Regions from separate parts of the Homo sapiens genome. Here region 1 is linked to region 2. A link is a loop called in an ENCODE intact Hi-C map of the cell type or tissue named here. Cell type or tissue: mammary epithelial cell. All regions are shown on one strand. Links, peaks and the distances in the headings refer to the core of each region. The heading gives the core; the rest is flanking DNA. Region 1 has its middle 20 kb from the start of TTK. Region 2 has its middle 67 kb from the start of LINC01621.

Region 1 (5,383 bases), core at 194-5,193, 110 kb before region 2:
ATGTATATACACATATGTATACGTATATATATGTATATAATACATATATACATACATGTGTATTATTGATTATGTTACTCCAGTCAGGCTACTATAACAAAATGCCATCAACTGAGTAGCTTATAAATCACATAAATTTATTTCTCATAGTTTTGGAGGCTGAGAAGTCCAAAATCAAGGCACCAACAGGTTAGGCATCTTGGGAGGGCCTGTTTCCTGGTTCATAGATGATGCCTTTTCCCTGAGTCCTCATATGGTGGAATGGGCAAAGAAGCTCTCTGGAACCTCTTTTATAAAGGCAGTAATATCATTCATGAGAATGAAGCCCTCATGACTCAGTTATCTCCTAAAGGCCTCACCTCCCAACACCATCACATTGGTTATTAGGTTTTAGGGAACACAAAAACATTCACTCCATAGCATATGTACACTAGAATAGATATATCAGTCACCACATAATAGAGTTATAGCTATATATACGCACACACACACACACGTATACACAAACATGAACATACACGTATATATTTGTTTAATGATGGGTGAATGGACGAAAGTGAAATAAGCACAAATGAATAATCCCGTTGGGCAGCCCCAAATATTTCCAAAATATTTAGAAGATATTTCGAAGATGAACTGGTGTTCCATATTTTAGCCTGTTTGTGACTCACTCTTCTCTACCTGCTAATGCAGCTTGACATTCTTTGAAAACATCACATTTCCCTACTATTTCTGAGAGTCTCTGGAGTGGTTCACATGTTCATGTCAGAGAATATGCAGCTATGACATAGTACTGTAATTGTCTTTTTTGTCTGCTTAACACTCTTCTTTGAGTTCTATGAGGTCTGCAGGACATTGCTATCATTTTCCCTGTTGCATTACTGTTATTGAGACTCTAATAAATCACGTTTGCCAAATTTCTCAATATTAGGTTGTTTCTAAGGAGAAAGGCAGGACAACAGAAGTTTGACCTTCATAAACTTCCTAGGAGAAGCAGTAACTGGAGATTTAGTCTCATTTAAGAAATTTTTCAGCAGACAGGAGGAGACCAAAGCCACTCCAGTGTTTCAGGAAGTGTCCCATCTAAAGTCCCCTAGAGTAGGCAGGAGTTGAGACATTTGAGTCAAGGTAGATACATCACACATTAGTGTAAAGGGTAAGCTTTGTGGCAGCTTCTGAGTAGTGCCACTCTACCTTTTCTCAGGTCCAGATCTAAGGAAATTATTTTAAGTTCCTCAAGAATGGCCCACAGGGTGGGGGTGCTATTAAAAAATGGGAAGGAAAGCTCTCATCACATGTCATCTTAGTTTCGCGGATCATGATAGGCCCCTGCTTACAACCATTCATAGCTTTCCTAGTAACTTACATAGGAAGCTGTGTTTACCAAAGGCCCTGCCTGATTTGGCCCTTTCTAATTCTCCAAGCCCATCTCATTCCACTTTTTCTCCTTTCTCACTAAGCTCTAGCTCACTGGCCTCATCTCAGTTCCTTGAACACAGTGAAATTTTTCCTGCCTAAGAGCCCTTCATCTTACTGTTGCATCTGGCTAGAACATCTACCCACAAATCCTCAGTGGTTGGCTTTTTTTTTTTTTTTTTTACCTTTTAGGTACCTGTTCAAATGTGGCCTCTTCCACAATGCCTTGCCCAACTACCTGACCTAAAATAGTCCCCAATTCCAGTTGTTCTTCATCACATCACCATGCTTATTCCCTTCATAGTACTTATCACTATCTGTAATTATCCTGTTCATGTATTTATTTATGTGTTATTTTCTATCCTTCCCTACCACATAAGCTCTTTGGAATGAGATCCTTGCTATGTATACATTGTTATGCCAAAAACATTGAATGGTTTATTAACTACCATAACGTAGATAGTTAATAAAAATTGTTGAACCAATGAATTGGTCTGTCTTGTGCACCAGGCTAAGATTTCTGAAAGGACTGGATCAAGGTTTGTTTTGCTCATTACTGTATCTCCACACACACAGGACATACTTAATAAATATGTGCTGAATAAAAGTGAAAGAAGAATAATCAGTCAAGAGTTATAAAGCCAGGAACACTGTAAAAAATCCAGGCCAGACACTTTGGACCAGATAGTAGTTAACTGTAGCAGTACACACCATATGTGGGTTCAGAGCCTGCTCTGAGGGACCAGGCAAATGCAAGTGAAATGCAAGTTTGCCAAGGTTTCACCAGCCTGTAGGTACATTCAGGGTCACATGAAGACTGCCTGATTTCAGGACTTATTTCCTTTATTTGCATAATGCTTGTCCTCAGTCCTTAAGTTGGTCCCCTTCAGCATTTCTGAGAGTCCCCAGGGAGTGTCTCAGTTGTGATTAAGAAAAAATCTAGCTTTATTAATGCTCTCACTGCCTTGTAGACACCACATTTATCCTCCAAAGATCACTATTACTCTTCTAGGTCCTGTTCTTCCAATCATACCATTCTTCAGCAAACCCTCCACTGCTGCTCCACTGACCACAAAGGACTTTACCACACTCCATGCATTTCTGAAAATTTCACAGCAATAAAGCTCGGTGATCTATGGCAAACACTCTGCTGTAGTTACCTCTCTCTCCCTTGTAACTTTTAATCTGAGGCGTTAAAAACAGTGCACTATGTGTGCGTGTGTGCCTTAATATTTTATAGTGTTCACTGAATGTTTTTTCAGTTTTTACCTATGGCTCTCAGTTTGCCTAGGACCCACACATGAATCTATGGAATTTGGCTGGGAACAGATATGAATCACAGTCACAAAGTTATACTCAGAATCCATATTCTCCTCTGGGAAGAAACTGGGGGGCTCGTTATGGCTCCCACCTTCCACCCTTAGGATGAGTTCTCTCCCAGAGGACTCTACAGCCCTCCTTCAATTAGACTGCTGTCAGGGTATCTCACAATTTATTCAAAATGCCTAGTGGCCCAAGCAGGAGACAAAGCTCAAGCTCTTTCCTATAGGCTCTTCAGGTTCCAGGAAAATAGGCTGGCTTCACAAGTTCCCTTGACATGCTTGGACGGGCCCAGATTCAAGCTGAAACTGCTATCTTGACACACAAGAAAATCTTCAAATGAACTCAGCTGTAACAAACCTTCAAACCACATAAAGCCATCCCACACCCTTGGCAATAAACACAGCCAACAGCAGCAGAGGCCATGAGGTGGCAGCAGGAGCAACTTAAAGACCATGAAAGGGAATACAGAAGCCAACCACCTCACAAGATACTCTGCCAAGAACAAGAAGGAATTTGGGCTTCGGACAATTCTGCTCAAATTCCTCCATGATACTCCTCAAACTGAGAACACAGGTTACTTGTTATTATACAAGTATATAGAATGACAGGATATATAAATCATTAAAATAGTTGTTGCTTTTGGATGATGAAATTGTGATGCTTTTTCTAAATAAAGTTTAATTTGTATATTTTGCTACTCTGTTTTTACAATTAAAGGACAAGGGAAAAAATGAAGATTGTTATTATATATCTGTGAACCTAACCATTCTAAGGTCGGCAGAAAAGTAACCTCTTGTTCAAGCTAAGAGTTAATAATTAATTACCTCTAAGCCTTGTTCAGTTTGTAAATTTGTATGTTGAATGCCATAACATAAAAATAGCAGAACCTCAGTTCACAAATTCAAAAGTTCAAGAACCATCATATTTGTTTATAATCTGTAAATCACTTGAAATCCAACTCCATGCCCTGTTCCTATAGGCTATTGAGAAATTTAGTAGTAATTGAGGCTCCACCAGCCCAAGGCTGTACCTTGCACCTCATGTATCACTAAGACTCAGGAAGACCCCAGTCATTAATCATTTGCTCACACTGTTTTCTGCTGAAATGCCAGGACATTTTCAGGGGCTCTGCTGCTTTGGTCCACGTTCAGTGACGGGAATCATCAGAAGGCTCATAGTACCTGTGCTGAAGGTGTGGCCTTCTGAGTGCCCCCAGAAGTAAGCCAGCTCCTTTAGTCGTCATGCCACCCTTTGACTCCGCAGAAAGGAAATATAAAGTAACCGGCCACCTGTTTGCAAATAATATTTCTCAAAATGTAATTAACATGAATCTCTACAGAACATTTATAACAACTAAAACACACACGCAATTAACTTTACTAACATAGAGCTGTGATAATAAAGCTAAATAGCATTCTGAGATTCTAAAATAATTTCTGCAGATTAAATAGAAGGCGAGGAATGGTCAAAGCCTTTTCTAATATGTATGTGTTTCTCTTTCCTATTTTAAATTATATTTTAATGGTATCTTCTATGAGGGGCCTGAATTACTTGCCACCTGAATACAAAAAGGTTCAAAATCTTTCCTGAGTTAGCGATAAAAAATACCTTATTTTATCTAATACGTTGAGGCCTGAAGTTTCCTTTTCACATAATGAAATGTGCATCTTTTGTGATAGGACCAATGTCCTAATACTTTCATATTGTTCTCTTTTATTTCAAAGGTATGTAAGAGTTTCATTTGCTTTGAGCACACAGATGCAGTAAGTCATTCATCTGGGGTGGAGGATAGACGTCGCCCACACAAAGTCTTTGCACAACATTAGTCTGATTAGAGTTCCACTTGCGCCATGGACACACAGGATAGTGACAGATGTACCTGTCAGAGGCTCACTCCCTGCTTTATCTGATAGGGAAAGGCTGCCCAGGGAGTGTCCAACAACTGGACTAGTCCTGTCAGAACCCACAGGTGCCTCTGGGGCAAAGAAGGGGGCAACGAGGGTGCCTTTCCTCTAAAATCAAGCAGGCTGAGAAAAACTAAGAAGCTCCTTCTCCATCATCACTGTAGATGAGTGCAGGATGGAGAGACAGAAGAAAAGCAAACAATGATAAAATGGTAATATTTATTTTGACAACATAAGTATCTTGTAGAAAATAAACGATTTGAATTTTAAAAATCAAAGGTGAGGGAAAGAGTAATAGGAATTCAAGGGAAAACAGCATTCCTATATTAGTGAGTAAAATAGATGAGGTTTTAAAAAACAAGGATCTCTGGGACAATACATTAACAAAGTTTTGCTATTTGATAGTTGGTGAATTAGAATTCAAAATTATAGTCATTTAAAAAATATATATCTTATTATATAATCACATCAAATAAACTCATATCAATATATAATGGTAATAGTAACAATAGTAATCAGTCCTAACTTCCTGAAGGAAATATCACAGAGTGAAACAAAAAATGACAATGTTTTATATTTGTAAACCACTTTACAATTTTCAAAGTGCTTTCACTTAAATGGTCCCATTTGATCCTCATATCAGTCTATGAGATAGGCAGCACAATTTTTTCTTTCAGCAGTGTGCAGGTAGGAGATTGAAGCCTAGACCAGTTTAGTGATTTGCCCTGGGGGTATATGGC
Region 2 (5,383 bases), core at 204-5,203:
ATTCCGTTGTGGTCAGAAAAGATGCTTGCTATTATTTCAATTTTTTGAATGTTTTAAGACTTGTTTTATGACCTAGCATATAGTCTATCATTGAGAATGATCCATGTGCTGTGGAGAAAAATGTTACATAACATCTGAATGAAATGTTACGTTTACAATTGTTATATCCTATTGCTGCATGACCCCTTTATCATTATATAATAACCTTCTTTGTCTCTTCTTACAGTTTTGGTCTTGAAATATATTTTGTCTGATATAAATATAGCCACTCCTGCTCTTTTTTTGGTTTCTATGCATGGAGATCTTTTTTAATTCCTTTATTTTTAGTCTATGTGTATCTTTATGGGTGAAGTGTGTTTCTAGCAGGCGAGAGATCGTGGTTTTTTTTTTTTTTAAATCCATTCAGCCACTCTATGTCTTTTGATTGGAGAGTTTAGTTCATTTATATTCAATGTTATTATTCATAAAGTAGGGACTTACTCCTCCCATTTTATTATTGGTTTTCTGGTTGCTTTGTGGTCTTCTCTTCCTTCCTTCCTTCTTTCCTGTCTTCCTTTTAGTGCAGATGATTTTCTCTGGTGGTATAATTTAATTTCTTACTTTTTGTTTTTAGTGTATTCATTGTATGTTGTTCAATTTGAGGTTACTGTGGAGATTGCAAATACTATCTTATAACCCATTATTTTAAATTGATGGCAACTTAACATTGATTCTGTAAATAAACACACAAAAGGAAAAGTAATAAAAACTCTACATTTTAACTTTATCCTCCGCTTTTTTTTTTCTTTTGAGACGGAGTCTCACTCTGTCGCCCAGACTGGAGGGCAGTGGCATGATTTCGGCTCACTGCAAGCTCCGCCTCCCGGATTCACGCCATTCTCCTGCCTCAGCCTCCGGAGTAGCTAGGACTACAGGAATCCTCTGCTTTTTAACTTTTTGTTGTTTCTATTTATATCTTATTATACTGTCTATGCCTTAAAAAGTTGTAGTTACTATATTTGATTGGTTCATCATGTAGTTTGTTTGTTGGTTTGTTTGTTTGTTTTGAGATAGAGTCTTGCTCTGTTGCCCAGGCTGGAGTGCAGTGGCACGATCTCAGCTCACTGCAACTTCCGCCTCCCGGGTTTAAGCGATTCTCGTGTCTCAGCCTCCTGAGTAGCTGGGATTACAGGCGCCTGCCACCACGCCTGGTTGATTTTTGTATTTTTAGTAGAGACAGGGTTTCACCATGTTGGCTAGGCTGATCTCAAACTCCTGACCTCAGGTGATCCACCTGCCTCGGCCTCCCAAAATGCTGGGATTACAAACATGAGCCACCACACCCGCCCTATCATGTAGTCTTTGTACTTAAGATAATAGTACTTTATACATCAGCGTTACAATGTTACAATATTGTGTTTTTCTGTGTGCTTATCATTACCAGTAAGTTTTGTAGCTTCTTATGATTTCTTCTTGCTTGTTAACATCATTTTCTTTCACACTGAAGAACTCCCTTTAGCATTACTTGTAGGGCAGGTCTGATATTGATGAAATCCCTCAGTTTTTGTTTGTCTTGGAAGGTCTTTATTTCTCCCTCATGCATGAAGGGTATTCATACTGGATATACTGTTCTAGGGTGATTTTTTTTTTTCATTCAGAACTTTAAATATGTCATGCCACTCTCTCCTGGCTCTTTTTAGATTTCCACTAAAAAGTCTGCTGCCAGAGGTACGGGAGCTCCATTGTATGTTATGTTTTCATTTTCTCTTGCTGCTTTTTGGATTCTTTCATTATCATTGACCTTCAGGAGTTTGATTAGTAGTGCCTTGAGGTAGTCTTCTTTTGGGTTAACTCTGCTTGGTGTTCTATAACTTTCTTGTACTTAATTGTCAATATCTTTCTCTAGATTTGGGAAGTTCTGATATTATTCCTTTGAATAAAGTTTCCATCCCTGTCTCTTTTTCAACCTCCTCTTTAGGGCCAATAACTCTTAGATTTGCCCCTTTGAGTCTATTTTCTAGATCTTGTAGGCATGCTTCATTGTTTTTTATTCTTTTTTCTTTTGTCTCCTCCGACTGTGTATTTTCAAATAGCCTTTCTTCAAGCTCACTAATTCTCTCTTCTGCTTGCTCAATTATGCTGTTACGTTACTTTGATGTATTCTTCAGTATGTCAGTGGCATTTTTCAACTCCAGAATTTCTATTTGATTCTTTTTATTTATTTCAATCATTTTTAAATTTATCTGATAGTATTCTGAATTCCTTTTCTGTGTTATCTTGAATTTCTTTGAGTTTCCTCAAAACAACTATTTTGAATTCCCTGTCTGAAAGGTCACATACCTCTGCTTCTCCAGGATTGGTCCCTGGTGCTTTATTTAGTTCATTTGGTGAGGTCCTGTTTTCCTGGATGGTGTTGATACTTACAGTTGTTCAGTATCTGGACACTGAAGAGTTAAGTATTTATTGTAGTCTTCTCAGGCTTGTTTGTGCCTGTCCTTCTTGAGAAGGCTTTCCAGGTATTTGAAAGGACTTTGGCCTTAAGCCCAATTTTGCTGTGGTTTTTGCAGACTCATAGAGGTACCACCTTGGCAGTCTTGAATAAGACACAGAGGAATTTTCTGGATTACCAGGAAGAAACTCTTGTTTTTTTCCTTTACTTTCTCTCATATGGAGTCTCTCTCTCTCTCTCTCTCTCTCTTTCTGTGCATGTGTGTGTGTGTGTGTGTGTGTGTGTGTGTGTGTGCACACTGAGCTACCTGGAACTGGGGATGTGGTGATGTAAGCATCCCTGTGGCCACACCACTGAGACTGCATTGGGTCAGACCTGAAGCCAGCATAGCACAAGATTTTGCCCAAGGCCTGCTGTAACCACCCCCTGGCTACCATCTTTGTTCACTCAATGACCTAGGGCTCTAAAATCAGCACATGGCAAGGCCAGCCAGGCTGGCTCTTCAGGGTGGTGAGGTCCTCTAGGCCCAAAGCAGATCCAGAGATGCTCTCTAGTGGCCAGGGATTGCAGTTAAAAACCTTAGAAATTTGCCTGATGTTCTATTCTACTATGGCTAAGCTGGCACTCAAACCACAATATAAAGTTCTTCCCATTTTTTCTTCCCCTTTCCATAGGCAGAGGAGCCTCTCCTTGTTGGCACCATCCTACTGGCCCATGGGGGTGGGGAGTGGTCTGACAGGCTACTACTGATGTTCACTTAAAGCCTAAGGGCTCTTCAGTTAGCTTGTGGTGAATGCTGCCAGGCCTGAGACTCAGCTTTCAGGGAAGTGGGTTCCCCTCTGGTCCAGGGCAGGTCCAGAAATGCTGTCCAGGAGCCTAGGCCTGAACTCGGGGATCTCAAGAGTCTTCTAGTTGCTCTATCCCATTGTGGCTGAGCTGGCACCTAAAGTGCATGACAAAGTTCTCTTTATTTTTGCCTCTGCTTTTCTCAAACAGAAGGAGTTTTACACTGTAGCCACCACAACTGGGGCTGTGCTAGGTTACACTTGTAGTTAGCATGTTTCAGATGCCTTATCTTACTGAGTCTGAGCTGGTATCCAAGATGCAAGGCAAAGTTCTCTTTACTCTTCGCTCTCCTCACCTTAAGCAGAAGGAAGGAGACACATTTGTTGCTGTGAGCTGTTTTGCCTCAGGTTGAGGGAGGACTGGCGCAAGCATTCCCTTAGCTACTCCAGCTGGTGTCTCTCTAGGTCACATGCCACCCCAGTCCTCTGGCTCTAAGCCCAGCCCAGCACTAGGAGTTGCCTAGGAATTGCAGTCCCTGTGTCCTAGACTGTCTTTCAAGTTTACCTAGAGCCCCAGAACCCTCTGGCCTGCTGTGGTGAGGCTTGCCAAGAAATTTGAGTTCTGACTTATGGAATGTGTGATTCCCCTCTGACTAGGTCTGCTCCAAATGCACCTTCCATGTGCAGTCAGTGGCTGAACCTAGCATGGCTTTGCTTTCTGCTATGACAGGTCAGCACTGAGTTCAGGGTAAAGTACGCCAGTCACTGCACTCTCTCTCTCTCCGAAGTGCATAGACTCTGTGCTACACGGCCACTGCCAGGGCTGGAGGAGGAATGATGTCGGCAACTCAAGGCTGTCTCTTCAACCCTTTTCAATGCCTCTGTCAACAACATGAAGTTAAAACCAGGTACTGTGATTGCTCACCTGATTTTTGGTTCTTGTGATGGTGCTTTTCTGTGTGTAGACAGTTGTGAAAATTTGGCATACCTGCAGGGGGTACATATGTTGCAGGTTTCTATTCTACCATCTTACTCTGCCTCCCAGCCCCGTCTCTTAATACCATCACAATGACAACTAAATTTCAACATGAGATGTGGAGGGAGCATTCAAACCATGTCAGATGGCAATAGAGAGAAAATATCTTGCTAACATTGTCTTGGATCAAACTGTGACTGAAGTCAACTGCACTCTGGCCATACCAGTTATGTAATACAATGATTCCCTTTCCTAACTTCAAACTTTTCTGTCACTTGCCACCAAAAGTTAGCTAAATAATAAATTGATTTTATACATGTGAGCATGAGAATGTTCAAGTATCATGCAAAAAGCATAAAGGTCTTAGGGGAAACTGTGTCCTTATTCATTATCTTTTACTAAGATTTAACACTGGGCTGAGAACCAGGGTCATTCATTTATTACCAAGGGCCATTCTAATAGAAACAATTGGTGACCTGGCATTCCCACGAGTTTGAAATAGCATAGTCCAAATATGTTAGTGTATACATGTGTGCACATGCATGTGTATATGTGTGTACCTCAATTTTGAAACAGTCCTGGAAAGTCTATTACAGTGGAAAGGTAAGGGGATGTCTAAGTTTGAAATGAGGGGTAGAAGCATATTTAACAATTTGCCTTGCGCCTAGTATGACTGGAATATAAACTCTAAAAAGGATTTCTTTTAATTATGCTGAAATTGCTTACTGTCAAGCAACAAGTTCCCCCCCGGAGATAAATCTTAAAGCCTTAAGCTACTCTCACTCTTAAAACAGGTTTATAATTTATTCCTTTCATTCTTAGGCCTCCTTACCTCCCCTTTACCAGCTACCAACAAGTTGCTTCCTTTCGGATGCCTTTTCCTAGGGTCCTTTGGAATTCCTCAAGTTTTTTTCCAGCCTGCTGTTTCCAACGCAAACACACAAACTCTTTTCTTCCTGCAGGAGTTTTTTGTAGTAGGTTTTCTTATAGACTATAAGAAAGTAGGTGAAAAAGCACAGAAAACATTGGGTTGGTTCCTGCAAAACCATGGGAACTCTCAACAAGCATAAACAGCATCAGTTTCTCCACTTCACTGGCATGTGGGCAGAATTGGCTGGCTGTGTCCTAGCTTCTTCCTTATCTTCTTTTCTGGATGGTCCCTTTACCCTCATTTCACAACTCTTCCATGTCTAA

Evidence for each region. Peaks named below come from ENCODE experiments on the same cell type or tissue, not always from the same donor. Only the 100,000 strongest peaks of a DNase experiment are listed, where the experiment ranks them.
Region 1: it touches region 2 in a loop (11-fold over the local background); 2 of 110 quality-filtered maps call a loop at or near these places.

The regions. Positions count from the first base shown.
Region 1 is chr6:79,982,202-79,987,584 of GRCh38, reverse strand. No RefSeq gene overlaps it. Among named protein-coding and RNA genes, the nearest start is that of TTK, 20 kb to the left of the region's middle. In mammary epithelial cell, for the core only: a CTCF peak has its summit at 3,160 (motif pointing right); a DNase peak (open chromatin) is centred at 3,104.
Region 2 is chr6:79,876,902-79,882,284 of GRCh38, reverse strand. No RefSeq gene overlaps it. Among named protein-coding and RNA genes, the nearest start is that of LINC01621, 67 kb to the right of the region's middle. In mammary epithelial cell, for the core only: a CTCF peak has its summit at 2,967; a DNase peak (open chromatin) is centred at 2,564; H3K27ac peaks cover 1,012 bases.